Linked DNA regions of Mus musculus: region 2 is linked to region 1. Evidence: chromatin loops called from intact Hi-C (ENCODE). Cell type or tissue: heart. All regions are shown on one strand.

The links. Hi-C counts contacts between places; a loop is a spot of excess contacts. Peaks named below come from ENCODE experiments on the same cell type or tissue, not always from the same donor. Only the 100,000 strongest peaks of a DNase experiment are listed, where the experiment ranks them.
Region 2: a loop joins it to region 1, with 1.9 times the contacts of the local background. A loop is called at or near these places in 9 of 42 quality-filtered maps.

Annotation. Positions count from the first base shown.
Region 1 is chr16:20,608,084-20,616,083 of GRCm38, reverse strand. Alg3 (asparagine-linked glycosylation 3 (alpha-1,3-mannosyltransferase)) reads left to right here and starts at 5,323. Exons shown (of 9, transcript NM_145939.3): 1 at 5,323-5,541; 2 at 6,998-7,097; 3 at 7,195-7,342; 4 at 7,438-7,598. The coding sequence starts at 5,346. It overlaps Eef1akmt4-ece2 (Eef1akmt4-Ece2 readthrough), which reads right to left and starts at 4,483. Exons shown (of 20, transcript NM_177941.1): 1 at 4,264-4,483. The coding sequence starts at 4,459. Eef1akmt4 (EEF1A lysine methyltransferase 4) reads right to left here and starts at 4,483. Exons shown (of 3, transcript NM_025462.2): 1 at 4,264-4,483. The coding sequence starts at 4,459. In heart, a CTCF peak has its summit at 4,023; DNase peaks (open chromatin) are centred at 4,483 and 5,423; H3K4me3 peaks cover 3,098 bases; H3K27ac peaks cover 2,139 bases.
Region 2 is chr16:20,513,791-20,521,790 of GRCm38, reverse strand. It overlaps Dvl3 (dishevelled segment polarity protein 3), which reads right to left and starts at 4,805. Exons shown (of 15, transcript NM_007889.3): 1 at 4,436-4,805. The coding sequence starts at 4,596. It overlaps Gm16618 (predicted gene, 16618), which reads left to right and starts at 4,011. Exons shown (of 3, transcript NR_167658.1): 1 at 4,011-4,152; 2 at 7,882-8,000. In heart, a CTCF peak has its summit at 4,917; DNase peaks (open chromatin) are centred at 3,660 and 4,860; H3K4me3 peaks cover 2,757 bases; H3K27ac peaks cover 2,391 bases.

The sequences.
Region 1 (8,000 bases):
AACTAGCATCACACAGGCAACAGACCCTACCTGAGGTGAGTCTGCCAAGAATTTCAAAGACACTGACTCAGAAGAGCTGAGAAATAATCCGTGCCTTGGGAGTTGGGGATGGGGTGCAGGGAAATTTGGAGTAAATTATCTACAATGCAATCTCTAAGCTAGGCATAGTCTCATAACTTTAATCCCAGCATTTAGGAGGCAGAGGCAGGTGGACTCTGAGTTGGAGGTCAGCCTGGGCTAAAGTATGACCCTGTTTCAAAAATAACAACAAAAGAATGCAGTCTCTAAGAGGGCAGGGTCAAGGAGAGGGAGGACAGCCCAATTTACATTGCTTTGAAAGAAAGTGCTCTTTTGCAGGTCTTCCAGTAGCCCATCTTGGGCTAAGAATGGGGCTAGATAGCAGCTCTTGGCAGGTTCCATAAAGGGATCTCACTTTCTTGGTATCCAGACTGCTTCCAATTCTTATTTATCAATATCATAGAATGATGAGATTAGGAATTCAAAGCCAGCCTCATCTACATAGTAAGTTCCAGGCCAGCCCATGTATCGTAACCATGCCTCAAAAATCATAAACAGGCTGGGCTGGGTTGCAGGCACCTTTAATCCCAGCACTGAGGAGGCAGAGGCAGGTAGGTCTCTAAGTTCCAGGCCAGCCTGGGCTACATAGTGAAATCACACTCAAAAAGAAAAAAAGAGAAAGACATTAAAGAGAAAAAAATTAAAGTGTTTTCTTTTTAGATAGGCTGCCTATGTAGTTGAGAATGGCATTGAAATTCTGATCTTTCTTCTCCTGGGTTTTAGTACCAGATGAATGAATGAATGCATAAAATATTTATTTATTTATTTATTTAATGAATGTATATGAGTACACTGTAGTTGTGAGCCATCATGTAGTTGCTGGGAATTAGAATTCAGGACCTCTGCTTGCTCTGGCCTAAAGATTTATTTATTATTATATTTAAGTACACTTTAGCTGTCTTCAGATGCACCAGAAGAGGGCATCAGAAGACATTACAGATGGTTGTGAGCCACCATGTGGTTGCTGGGATTTGAACTCAGGACCTTCAGAAGAGCAGTCAGTGCTCTTAACTGCTGAGCCATCTCTCCAGCCCAACTTTGATATGTTAAGTAGGCACCTCAGCCATTGGTTCCAGGTTTGAAACTTGACACTTCTACTTCTGGATCACTGGGATTCAGATTTATGTGAAATATGGACTATTTGCAATTTACATGATACTAGGAATTGAACCCTCAGCTTCCTACAAGCTAGACAAGAACTTAATGAACTGAGTGACATCCTTAGCCCTCCCCCCAAACTGTTACAGGTAGTAGTCACTGAACACTCAGTATTATGCTAAGTAATTCATAAGAATTCTTAGTTTATTTTCAATATTGATTCATGCAGAAATAGTATTTTATTGTTCTCAGTTTTTAGGTGGAGAAATTGAGGAAAATAGTTAAGGAGCTTTCCAAGGACACAACAGAGATGGAGCCAGAATTTGGGCTGACATCTGTTTCACACCAAGCCAGAGCTTCTAACCACGATGCTCAGCTGCCTCTCAGTTTCCAAGAGGCCCACTCAAGCCTGGTGGGACACTGCAGCTTGGGCTACGTTAGCATGACCAGTGGGCTGTATTTCACTATGAAGCTATTACTGCTTCTCCTTGTGCGCTGCATGGCAAGACAGCAGAACTAGAAATCCTGCTATCAGAGAGCATCTGCAGTTCACATGCCCATGACTGCAGACACTGCCAATGTTCTGACCAGACCCCTGTAGCCCTTTTGTAAGCGTTAGTCTGTCCCCAGGTTTTGGTATTTGCTTCTCAAGGTCGTCATGTCATCTGTGCCCCTTCAGGCCAAAATTATTCTCGAGATTTTGCCTGAGATCACAGTTTTATCTTTTTTTACTTTCCCTATTCTGTTTTTGTTTTGTTTTGTTTGTTCGAAACAGGGTTTCTCTGTGTAGCCCTGGCTGTCCTGGAACTCACTCTGTAGACCAGGCTGGCCTTGAACTCAGAAATCCACCTGCCTCTGCCTCCCAAGTGCTGGGACTAAAGGCGTGCGCCACCACACCTGGCTGCCTCTCTCCATTCTCCGTTCTTACCTGTCAGTTTTTCCTGGAAGCCACTACTGGATGAATGACTTGGACAGGAATCTCCTTCTTGGGATCCTTTCTGGGGAACTCAACCCAAGACAGTAGATTGATTTACAGTAGAATCTTTATTTCCTTTTGATAAATAAAGCTTTGGGTAGGTATAGTGGCTCACGTCTGTAATCTCAGCACCCAGAAGGCAAAGGCAGACAGAGCTTTGTGAGTCTGATGCCAGACTAGTCTACCTGTGAGTTTTAGGCCAGCCAGGACTACAGGAGACTCTGTCTTAAACATAAGTTTTATGCCGGGCAGTGGTGACGCACGTCTTTAATCCCAGCACTTGGGAGGCAGAGAAAAAAAGTTTTATTAGAGAACATCAGTTCTCACGCTGTAGACCAGGCTGGCCTCGAACTCAGAAATCTGCTTGCCTCTGCCTCCCGAGTGCTGGGATTAAAGGAGTGCGCCACCACCGCCCGGCGATGCTAAGATTTTAACGAAGACAGATGTCTTGCCCACCAGCAGTATGACAATCAGCTGTGGAGACTGCTGAAAACAGAGCCCTGAGTGCAGGCCTGCTGGTGCCCACCTGCAATCCCAGCCTTTAGGAGGTAGGGGTGGAAAATATCCTAATCAGTAAATGTCAGGCTAGACTGCTACATAACAAGACCCCATTTCAACAAAAGAAAAAAGGTCCCTAGCTTCTATATTAGACTTCCCTGGAATTAGAATCTCAGAGTGGAGCCTAACTTGCCAGTTAATTTTGAAAGGCACTAAAGCTTGATAAACGTAGTTCTGTGGTAACTCTATAAATAAACGCAATAGTATACAACCACAGAATTCAAGAAACTGTTTACTTCTAGTGGGGAGAGGTTACGGGGAAACCATAAGCAAACTCCAAGGACACACGAAGCTTTTAGCCAGGTATTGGTCTAGATGCTTCACATACTCGTCTAATCACCAGAAGATCTCATCTGTAGGTTCTCATTTTCTTAGTTATTTACTTATGTTGTTTTGTTGAAACAGGGTCTTTCTATGTAGCCTCCTAGCTGTCCTGGAACTTGCTGCATAGCCCAGGCTGGCCTCTTGCTCCCAAGGCTGGGATTAAAGGTGTGAGTCACCACACCCAGCTAGGTTTTTATTTTCTTAAGGCTTGAAAATAGAGGCACAGAAATTTAAAGATTTTGTACAAGATTACAATTCCAGCTAAACCAAATTTCTACCATTAACTACTTGCTCTCAGAGTCCAAATTCTTAGCCACTAGGTTATCCTTTCTAGTCCTGGTCATTTTCTACTCCCCCCCCCCCAAAATATATATACTATATGTATAAGAGATACCCTTTTTATCCCTATCAAGTATTCCACTTAAATGTATACAGGCTTTAGAAGCAGAGGTAGTTGGATCTCTGTGAGTTTAAAGCCAGCCTATTCTATAAGGTGAGTTCCAAGCCAGCCAGGATTTCATAGTGAGACCCTGTCTAAAAACAAAAACAAAAACAAAAAACCCAAAATGTATACAGGCTTCTTGAACAAAACGTTTACAAACTATATTTGGAAGGCAACTCAACTCATTCAAACTTTTCCTGAGTATCCAGCAGCTGACATCCTAGCATCGCTCTTGTTGACACCTACCTCAGCTGCAATTCTCCATCAGACTCAGCATTATTCTACCCTATGAGTGTTTAGGACCAAACTTTTCTCCTGGAGTTCAGAGAAGTGGTGACTCCCTTTACCTGACAACAACTCCGGGTGCCCGCTGGTGCGAAAAGAAAACTAGGTGTTATGCTCGAGGTGCACACGATTTACTCCAGAAAAATTTGCAGTCCCATTTCTAGAAACGGAAACTGAAACACACAATGGATTCATGACTTGTCCTAGGTTACACAGCCAGTTAAATGCTGGGACTTGAAGTAGGTCCACAGAGATATGCTTTCCAGTGTCCTAGGTGCCTCCAGTGTCTGGGGCAGGGTAATGCCCCTCGCTGGGACACCAAAGGACTGTCTTTTTCCAAAGTCCTGACGATCTCTTATTCTGTCTGCCCTTGTTAAATACAGACAGATTCTGAAGGTACTGGGTGTTGGCTCCGAACTGGGGCGTCCTGGTACAGGAGAAAGCAGAAGAGAAGAAAGCGGATGTGATCTGGCCAGCGACTGGTGGCTGGGACACTACCCACCTAGCACGAGGATACGGTCCTCAGGACACAGCTCCGGCTCTAGGAGGGCACGGAAGGAAGCGAAGTCTCCGAACCACTCGTAGGGTCCAGAGTCGGCCGCGTCTTTGTAGCGCTGGTCCCAGTACTGGACTTGGCGGTACTGGAAGTTCTTCTCCGGTAACTCCGGAGGGGACACCGGAGTCCGGGGAGAGGCCATGCTCAGGGCAGCGCCGCAGCCAGGGCGGGACTAAGGAGCCCAATCACCGAGGTAAGAAATGGAAGGCGGAGCCTGTGTCTCCGCCCTCCCCTGCAGCTGCTCCACACAAACACGTGGAACTTCCGTCACCTTCTAAGCTCTTTTTTGAAAATCGTCCGGCTGGGAAGCTGAATTACTTGGTGTCATATTAACGAACTGCCCGTCTAAACTCGACCACATCTCCTCGTGGCAAACCGGATCTGGTCACTAGACGTGACCAGGCTCATTACTGCATCCTCTCGTGTTCGGTTTTCAATAACCCTTTCCAATAAGAGGCGTGATTAATTAAAGATTCCCTTCTTCCCAAGATTTTTGGAGCACCTTCGGGTACTTGGGAAGGCGGGAGGAATACTGAAAGGAGCTTTCCCCTCTACGTGAACACAACTACTCTGGGCATAGGCAGAGTGGAAAGCTGGGCTTGGAGAAGAGAACAGAACTGTTGTTTTGTTTTCTGGGCAAACACTGATATACTCGTGTTTATGTGCTCTGAAAGGGACATACACCGAGAAGTATATGTATATTTATATTACAACATCGTGTAGTCTTTCAAAGGAGATGCGTTCTAAGGACTAGCTATCTTATCCTTATTCCGGTGCACATATTCACATTAGAAATATCTCTCACCACTGTGTATAATAAGCACTAAATATGTAGCCAATGAATCATTTTGGCCTAGAAACTCCAGCTCCCTGAGTCTAATTAACAGACTGATTTTTAGTAAATAAGACTTCTGGTTACTCGGCTCAGCATTTAGTTTGAGAAGACGCCCAGAGCGTGAGACCGGAACCTAGTGTGTGAGAGTTGGTTTTCCCGGGTGGTGGAAGCAAAAGAGTGGTGCACTGTCAAGATGGCTGCTGGGCTGCGGAAACGCGGCCAGCCGGCTTCTGTCGGCCAGCCGGCAGGAATCTGGAAACAATGGCTACAGCGTGCCTGGCAAGAACGCTACCTACTGCTGCGGGAACCGCGCTACACATTGCTGGTGGCCTCCTGCCTCTGCATAGCAGAGGTGGGCATCACCTTCTGGGTCATTCACAGGGTGGCATGTGAGTTCACTGAAGGGGAGAGAACCGGAGGGAGGGAGGGATACCCAAACTAGATTACAGAGCTTTCATTCACCGATCAAACCCATATCCTTTACCTGACCCAAGCCCATTTTCCAGAACAGCGATCATAATCTCTCTCCCATATGGGAGGGAGGTTACCCAGAGATTACCTCCTGCGTTTAACATTCAGCCTGCTAAGAAAGCATAAGCAGCCACGAAGTTCTGGCCAGAATTAATGTGCTGTTGCTGCTGCTGTTCCTGATGCTTGTCTGTAGCCTTAGACAGTCACTTCCCACCGCAGATCTGATTTTTCATGCTTTTAATTCTTAGGTCTTGAAAGTCCTTTTAAAGAGTGCATTTTGTGACCTTTTAAGTCCATTAGGTACTGGTGTCTTCCAGGATCAGTCTTTTTTTAAAAAAACAAAACAAAACAGAGTCTCACTAAGTAGCCCTGATTGGCTTTGCTATGTAGACCACAGTGGCCTCAAGCTCACAGAAATCTGCCTTCTTCTGGCTCCTGAGTGTTGTTGAGATTAAAGGTGGACACCATCACAACTGGCTTATAAAGACCCTGTTCTTAAAATGAGAGTGAGGAACATTCCAGAAAGAGAATCACCATTAACCTCTAACCTCCACACTCATACTCACATGCATGTACACTCACTTATGTGTGAATCCACACATGTGCATATGAACACACACAAGACAGAGAAAGAGAACAAGACTGTTTCAAGAACTAAGAAGCTGGGTGGTGGTGGCACACGCCTTTATCCCAGCACTTGGGAGACAGAAGCAAGTGGATCTCTGTGAGTTTAAGGCCAGCCTAGTCTACAGAGTTCCAGGACAGCCAGATAGCCAGAGCTATACAGAGAAACCCTGTCTTGTAAACACACACACACACACACACACACACACACACACAAACTGAAAAGGAGAGAAGTACTACTTGAAGAATACAGGAAAGAGTAAATTTGGAGTAGGAAGAAAGATCATAAAATCAGTTTTACACATTTGAGTTTAAGACACCCACATTCATGGGCCTAAGGAGATAGCTTAGCACGTGGTATTTACCATGCAAATGTGAGACCCATAGTTCACATTCCTAGCATTAGGCATAAATGCCAGGCAGGCATGGTGACCCATCTATGATCACGGCACTGGAGAGGCAGGACAAGGGATCCTTGAAGCAAACTGACTAGCTAGACTCTGTTATATAAATGACAGAGGAAGACACCAGTGTCAACTCCTGACCTTCATATGCATGCACACATAACACACAGACGAAATATATGGGTTCACCCAGAGAATGCCGTAGGTGTGGTTACATCAGGGACGATAATGGGAGAAACCTGGGAATGAGGTAGAATCTCTGGGCTTTGGTGGTCTGAAGGCATGGGGTTTAGAAGTAGGCAAGTTCTGGACTCAGAAGGAACGAGACCATGTTATCTTCTTCCAGACACAGAGATTGACTGGAAGGCCTACATGGCCCAGGTGGAGGGTTTCATCAATGGCACATATGACTACACACAGCTGCAGGGTGACACCGGACCTCTTGTGTGAGTGAGGATAGGAAGTCTGAAGGCATTGTGAAGGGCTGGGTGGGTACCAGGCTGATAGTCCTGCCCTAGGCTCATATTTCCTTTCATCTTCCAGCTACCCAGCTGGGTTTTTGTACATCTTTACGGGGCTATTCTATGCTACTGACCGGGGCACTGATATCCCTATGGCCCAGAACATCTTTGCTGTACTCTACCTTGTCACCTTGGTGCTTGTTTTCTTGATATACCACCAGACCTCCAAGGTGAGTTGATGCCACAGGACCAACTGGCCCTGGCCTGAAGTGGGTGGTGGGGGTGGCTCAGGTTTGGGGAGCTGACGTTGGTGCCCACCCTTTAGGTACCTCCCTTCGTCTTTTTCTTCATGTGTTGTGCCTCTTACCGTGTCCATTCCATCTTTGTACTGCGGCTCTTCAATGACCCAGTAGCTATGGCCTTGCTCTTCCTGAGCATCAACCTTTTCCTGGCACAGTGCTGGAGCTGGGGCTGCTGCTGTTTCAGGTCAGAGCCTTTTCCTTCTGCCCCCCCACCCCCCAGTCACATTTCCATATCTTCCCAATGTTCTGCAGGAGAGGACATCAAGAGTGGTTAGATAGCCAGGCAGTGGTGGCGCATGCCTTTAATCCCAGCACTTGGGAGGCAGAGGCAAGCGGATTTCTGAGTTCAAGGCCAGCCTTGTCTACAGAGTGAGTTCCAGGACAGCCAGGGCTACACAGAGAAACCCTGACTTAGGGGGAAAAAAGAGAGTGGTTAGTTACTGTAGGTCACTCTGGCCGCCCTGAACAAGTCAAGGGTCTGTAGAAAGTTCCTTTCCTCATGCTTTCTTCCTATGTTTATCCCAGATGGCATCCATGTTGGGGTTGGCCCTTAAGTATGTCAATCTGTACATGTCCATTTAGTCTG
Region 2 (8,000 bases), 94 kb after region 1:
GAACTAGGAAAGAGAAGGCATTCCGTGACCATCCACACAGAACATATTTGTAATCCCAGGCAGCACTTGGGAGGCTGAGGCAGGAGGATTATGAGGCAAGCCTGGGCTATATAATGTAGTTCTGTTACAAACAGTAAGAAGGAAAGAGGCTGGCAATGCAGCTCAGATGGCAGCATGCTTGCCCAGCATATACAAAGACATTTGACACACACTACATGCGCTGGGCATGGTTCCATATGCCTGTAATCGCGGTACTGCAGAGGAGGAGGCAGAAGGATCAGTGTAAGGTTGGGAGCTTGAGGCTGGCCTGGGATACATGAGGACTCTCACCCACCCACCCCCCAAAAGGAAGAAACTAACAGTGACAACTGTTTATGTTTACTGAGCATGCCTTATGAGCCTACCATTCTGCTAAGCACTTGTAGCATGTAGAAGGTGGGTAACTAAACTCAGGTTCAATAATCTATCAACAATCACACCACTCACAAGCTGGTGTTTGAGTCCTAGCCTGTGTGACTCTGCATTCTTATCTGCTACATCTTCTACTCCTATAATTAGAACATATAATTAAAGACAAAACAGAAAAACAGTGGTGGCACATCTCAGCATTTGGAAGGCAGAGGCAGGCTGAGTTGGAAGCCAGCCTGGTCTACAGAAAGAGTTCCAGGACAGCCAAGGCTACTCCAGCCTCACTAGGTAGAGAATATAATTCTCATTTCAGGAACAAAGAAACCGACATTTGGTTACTCATCATGGTTATCATACTGAGAGGCGGTAGAGCTGGATCTAAACCCCAGGCTGTTCTGACTTCAATTCTCTTTCCCTCCGTGTCACTTTTCCCCCTTTGATGACAGATTGGGGTGGGGCATTAATGTGGTCATGATATGCAGTCTGGCCTTGGGAATGTGATAGGGGCCAGAAGTTGGATAACAACTATGGTTTAGAGCCAGAGATGGGGATGGAAACTGTGGAGAGGTAGGCTATCAAGCACCCCAGGAGCACTGAGCTAGACAAATATGATCATCAGCTAGGGGGATACAGGCTGAGGATGCACAGAAGCCGTGAGGCTTGGTCCTCCCTCCCTCCTTAGAGGGGCGAAGGGTCTGGCTCCTTGTAGTAGTCACATTCTTTAACTCACAAAGAAGCTGGCAATCCAAGCCTACGGTCCTCCCTCCCAGCTCCATCTCCCTACCACTTCTAGTGCTGCAAGGACCCCAAGAAAACAGCCCAGACCTACCAGCCAACCTGGCCTCAAGAGGAAAGAGGATTCATGTAACACACAGGACTCTTATGTCCTGCGAGTCTCCTCATCTCCCTTAGCAGACCTACCCCCTCGACACACACACACTCCCATACTGCAGGGGTTTCTTCTCTTTCTAGAGGGTCGCCAATGCTCTACAAACCTCTGCTGACTCGCGACCATCAGCAGCAGCTTTGGGGGAACCTGGACTAGAACCTGCCGTGGTAGAGCTTGGCTATCTGGGCTCCACAGCAGTCTCACCAGACCTGTCCTCTCCTTTTCACTCAGACTGAGTCAGGTAAGCACAGGCCCAACTCTCAATTCTACCACACAGTAGCTCTCCCACCTTAGAGATATCATTTAATTTAGCCAACCTTTGTCTCATCCTGGTAAATGGAATTCTTAGATGACAGGTATGGTCCAAGAATATAATAAAAACTAGTTACTGACTCTCCAACTGTTAGTAAATCCACACTCACACATTAAGTATGTCTCCTTTTCTTTTTAAAAACTTTATTACATTTTAGTGTGTGTGTGTGTAGGTCAGAGGACAACTTTTTCCTTCTACTCTATGAGTCCTGAGGATAGACTTCAGGTCACCAGGCTTGGTGGCAATGGCCTTTATGCACTGAGCCCTTTCCCTGACTCTCCCAAGGAACTTAATGGCACTAAGTCTACCCCGTGCTTCACAAATAGCTTTGGAGACCAGGTGAGAGTTGGGGACTCCTTAGGTCCCACATTCTGAACCTGAGGTGGAGGCCAGCAGGCTTCCTCCTTTGACAGGCTTTGTCAACGGGGGTTACTGGCCTAGGCCGCCTGAAGTGGCCTCTGACATTCCCAGTTTGCCAAGGCTTACCATCCTTCTGGAGAGGAGAAATCTATAGAATGGCCATTTACATAATATAGTATTCCTCACCGGTGTTGTGTGTGTGTGTGCTCTCTTTCGTTCTGTCTCTCTCTCTCATGTTCTCTCTCTCCCTCTCTCCCTCTGACACCTATACAAACACACATACACATACATACATACATACATACACACACACCTCTACAATGGTGTGATCCAGACTTTATATTTTGGAGTGAGAGTCCCCCATATCCAAACAAATTCTGTCATTTACCAGCTGTGTGGCCTAGGGTCAGCTTTATTGAGGCCTTTTTCATTCTAGTCTCCTGATTTTCATCAGTGTCCATTTCATAGACTGGTGTGAGGACTCCAAGATGCAAGATGTACAAGTGATGACATCACTGTCAGGCAGACTGTAAGTACCATATGATGGGCTTGTAAAATAAAAAATGAAATAAGCTGTCAACGGGATCCTCTGCTATCCTAACTCTGAAAAGGATGGCCTTGCTGGGTCTTTTGCTCACTTATTCTCGTAGATTGGGGGGAATAAGCCAAATAAGAACACCCACTTGATTCTTAGCATTGGTCTCAATTCTGGTAGAACAGCCAACCGATATTTTGCAAAGGGTGCTTCAAGGACCACGGGTAGATACAAAATGGCTTAAAGTGGCATATGATAAATGTTACTTAGTTCAATAGTTGATTTAAAGAAAGATATTCCTGAGCAGTGAGCAGATGCAATGGGGGCCCTCTTATAACTATAGTTAGACCTGCTCCCACGACAACCTTAGGAAAGCAGGAAGCAGCTCACAGTGGTCCCCAGAGGCAAGTCCGGGTAGAGATACAAGACGATTCTAACCCCTCAAGACATCTGGCCTAGCATACCCTGAAATATTATCCCAGTTCCTTCGGATAATAAGAAAGACCCTACTCTTATTCCTCTCATGCCAGGTTGAGACACCTACCTCCTATCCTTAGTTCTTCCAGATATATCATTTTCAGGGTCTTTCAACCAGGTTTGCCTATTCTAGACTAAAGCCAGACAATCATTATCACACAAGAGTCTCATCCCAGGGCAAGAACAGAATCAGTAATAGATCTATTCTCCACTCTCCAACACACACACACACAAACACTTCTAAGAATTCATCGAATGCTGAGTTCCAGGGGTAGAAAATGACAAATAAGTCCGGCAGGAGACAGAAGGTGCTTGCCTCCTGGGGCTGGGAGGGCAGGCCTTGGGAGAGAAGCCAGACTAATGTACACAGGGGGCGGGGGGTTGGGGGTGGTGGTGGGATATCTCCCCTCACCCAGCTCTGGGGCCTCAGCTGCAAGCACAGTGCAGGCCTCAGGCAAGTGCATCAGAGGGACCTTCAGGCCTTGAAGGGCCCAGGGAGGGGTAGGGTGTTTGTGTGTGTGTGTGTTCTCCATAGCCTCTAGGCCGACCGTCCAGTTAATGTAGGCAAGCCTCAGCCCCTTGGAGAGGGGTGTGTGTGTGTGTGTGTGTGTGTGTGTGTGTGTGTGTCTTCCCCCTCCACCCCCCTCTCAGGCCAGCTGCTACAAAACCCTCAGGCTCCAACATTCCAACCTCTCTTAAAGGGGCAGTCCCAGCTTCCAAACTGCCCATCAAAAGCCCTGCAGCAGGGTAGGGAGGGGAAGACAAGAGAGAACATCAATAGGCCCTTCCTAGTCTTCCCATCCAGGCTCTGAAGCCCTATGCAACATCTCTGCTGGGACTACCATCAGGAAAGAAAAGGCCCCAGCACCTGGCTAGTGAGAACTCCTCTGAGTCAGGCAACACCCCATCGGCCCAGGGGAGAGGGGAATCTGCTTGACAAACATCAGGTCCATCATCCAGCCTGGTAGAACAGCCCCCAACGCCTCCTTCTCCAGTTCAAAGTCCCACCAGCTACAGCCCTAGATACAGCACACTCCAAATAAGGCTCTGAGTTGCAGAGCTCAGAAGACCGGGAAGGCAGGCCGGGTGTCAATATACTCCAACTTTATGCTTAAATGGTGGCACCTGGAAGGACTGAGAATTCTGGCTTTGGACTGGAGTGGAAAGGATGTATGTCTCTGGGGGGGGCCGCTGGACCGTGGGGAGGTGAGGGGGCTTGAATGGTAGGAACCGATTGCTTAGGGAGGGACGTCTCGCTGGACCAGGGGGGCAAGGCCTCCAAGAGGTGACTGGGAGTCCCTCAAAGTCAAGTGTGTCCCAAGTCACCGAGTCGCTCCCTTGCTGGAAGCGGGGCTAGAAACCAGTGCAGTCAGGGGAGTCGGAACTGGCTGTGTTGGCCCCTAGCAGCGGAGCGACCCGGGCTCCCGGGAGGCGGGGCGGGGGCCATCCTCACCCAAAATCGTCGTCCATAGACTTGAAGAAGAACTTATAGCTGGGCCGCTGCAGAACGCCCTTAAAGTCCGCCAAGGTGACGCGCTCGGCGGGCAGGGGCAGCTTCACCAGGTACGGCGTCTCCTGGCCGTCCAGGTGGTAGATGATCTTGGTCTCGCCCATGGCTCCGGCCTCGGCCCCGCGGCGCGCGGCCTGCTTGGGCAGCGGGGCCGGGCCTCTCCGGCAGAGCTCGGCGCTCGGCGCGGCCCGCTGCTCAGCCCCACTCAGCCGCCGGCCGGGCCGCCAGCTCCCTTGTTCTCCGGCCGCTCCCGGGTCCCAGCGCCGCCCGCCACCGCTTCCGCTCCCCACTCCCGGCGCTCCGCTGGCGATCGCGACTCTTCCGGTGGCCTGGGCCCTCCCGGCTCTGGGCCGAGCCCAGTGCGGCCCCGCCCCGCCTCCGAGCCGCGCTGGCTGCTTGCGGCCGACTGCCCGCCCACCCACAGGGCGGCGCTGGGTCCCCTGTGCTCCGGGTTCAGGCAGCTGGACCTGGAAGTCTCAGCCCGGTGGGACTGGCGGAACCGTGTGCAGGGTCCCGGGCAGGAGGGGAGGGATGGAAGAGAAGTGTCACCGACTGCAGAAGAGAATGGATTTGAAGACCTAACTGGATCCCTGGATGCCGGGTGGCTTCAACTCGGATTTTTGGATTCTGCTGACAGCACAGTTGCTGCCACCGGACCGTACTGAGTTCCTTGAGGGCTGAGCAAGTTCAAGTTTTTATCCCTATAATCTCAGCGTCTCTATGAACAAGTAGTTTGAGAAATGGACTGAGTGGGTGTGGTAGCGCTTACCTTTAATTCCAGCACTCAGGAGAGAGAGGCAGGTGTCTTTCAGTGAGTTTAAGCCAGCCTGGCCTACAGAGAGCTTCAGGACAGCAGGACTATGGAGGGAACTCCTCTCTTAGAGAGAGGGAGAAATACAGAGAAGAAAAAGAAAGAAAGAAAGAAAGGAAAAGAAGAGGAAAAAAAGGACAAAAGAAAGAGAAAAGAAAAAATTTGAGTTAAGAAAGAATGCAAGCAGCCAGGTGTGGTGGAACATTACTTTAGTCCAAACACTGGATAGGTAGGCAAATCTCTGAGTTGGAGGCCAGCCAGTCTACAGAGCAAGTTCCAGAACAGCCAGGGCTAAACAGAGAAACCCTGTATGATTGGGACAGTAGATGTCAAAACTACCTATAGTCAGTTGGTGGTTCAGCTTCTCAGCTGTAACAATGTATGTCAGGTGTGGCTTTGAAACTCCTGACAATTCTCCTGCCTCAAGCTTCTGAGTTCTCTCTCTGATTACATGCCTGCATTTCAGTCACCTCTTCTGCCCAGAAACCTCTTCACATTACCCAATATGACTTTCATATACCCTCAACATGACACACAAGGCCCTTAATAATCTGACATCTATATACCTCTCTAGACTTTTTCTCATTACATCATAACCAATTTTTTTATTATAAGCAGAAAGCATTCAGTAGCAGTTACATGTTTTCAGTTTATATCCTTCATTTAATCTTTTTCTCCAAATAATGTCTGTGCATAAATAAAATGCATTAAAACTTTTCAAGGTTTGTTTTTACCCCCTGCACAGATTATAGGTATCTGAGATGACCAGGAGAGGGTGTCAGTCTCTTGGAATTAGAGTCACAGGAGCTGGAGAGAGAACTAAGTGGTTAAGACCTCTTCCAGAGGTCCTGAGTTCAATTCCCAGCAACCACATGGTGGCTAACAACCATCTGTAATGGGATCTAATGCCCTCTTCTGGTATGTCTGAAGACAGTGATGTCTGAAGACAGTGACAATATATATCTTAAAAAAAAAAGTTTCGGGAAGCTGTGATCCACCTGCTGAGATGCCAGACACTAAACTCTGTAGGAACAGCAAGCCCTCTTAACTGTTGAGCTGTTTCTCCCGCCCTAATATTAAAAACAGAGTCCAGGATGACCCTGAATTTTCTACTCTCCTGCCTGTACACTCCTGGAGTGGCTGGGGTTACAGGCATGTGATGCCTGGCTTATTTCTTGATTTACACATTCTAGACATTGCCCATTAACTTCCCACTTTTACTTTCTTAAAATATTGAAGCCATGATTGTTAAGTCGAGAGTACTTAACACTGACAGTAAAAGTACTGCTAAGCTTGGTATATTACTTGTTTCTTTTGCTTTTTTTTTTTTTTTCTCTTGGTTTGTTTGTATTTTATTTTTGGTTTTTCAAGACAGTGTTTCTCTGTGTAGCCCTGGCTGTCTTAGAACTCACTCTGTAGACCAGGTTGGCCTGGAACTCAGAAATCCGCCTGCCTCTGCTTCCCAAGTGCTGGGATTAAAGGTGTGCGCCACCACTGCCTGGCTTTATTTATTTATTTTTTAAACCAATAATTGTTTGCACACAATGCAGTTTTTCAGGACACATCTTGTTCACCAGTCCAATCTATTAGGTAAACCAGCTTTGTTTGCTCTGGTGAACACTGCCTGCTGTCTCTATCTAGCTGTCATCTGGGACTTCTCTGCATCCCCAGGGGCACTTCTCCTCCAAGCTGGATCTTTTTTCTTGGACACTTTATTTCTATTTTAGTGAGGCTCACTGCATCCTTTGACAGGTCTCTTTGAAAGCATGAAAAATGCAATTTTGGGGCTGGTGAGATGGCTCACTGGGTAAGAGCACCCGACTGCTCTTCCGAAGGTCCGAAGTTCAAATCCCAGCAACCACATGGTGGCTCACAACCACCCATAATGAGATCTGATGCCCTCTTCTGGTACGTCTGAAGACAGCTACAGTGTACTTACATATAATAAATAAATCAATCAATCAAAAAAAAAAAAAAGAAAAATGCAATTTTGGTTTTGGTGTTTCTGTAGCTGAGACTGCATTTAGCTCAGGCTGCTCTTAAAAATAAATAAATAAATAAATAAAGAAAGAAAGAAAGAAAGAAAGAAAGAAAGAAAGAAAGAAAGGAAGAAAGAAAGATAGATGCAATTTTGGTTTTGGTGTTTCTGTAGCTGAGACTGCATGTAGCTCAGGCTGCTCTTAAAACTGGAAGTCCTGCCAAGGATCACAGGTTTGTGCTACACCTAGAAAGGGATTTGTTTGTTTGTTTATTGGGTCTTGTGGATGTAGGCATGATTTATACCACTAAGGCCCAGATTCTTTGAGCTGTATGTCTAGAATATGATTGAGGTTGAGGTTGGTGCAAGGCTAGACCTGGCAGTCTAGTTTGATCCCCAGGATCCATATGGTAGGAGACCTCCACAGGCATGCTGCCACTCGTGTGCTCCCCAACACCTTCACACAAACCCGTGAGCGCGCGCACACACACACACACACTTAGAAAAAAATACAATTGAGTTGAAAATAATTTTCCTTCATAAATTTGAAGGTATTTGTTGTTGTTTTTAAACAAAATCTCTATCACTCAATTTTACCAGTGAAGACTTGGGAGCCAGATACTGAGGTGAAAGCCTGCTAGCTCAGAGGCAGAGAAAGCATCCAGCTGACCGTCCTCCTCAGCCAGCATCCTAGAAGTAACGTCCCTCTCTCCAAGTCT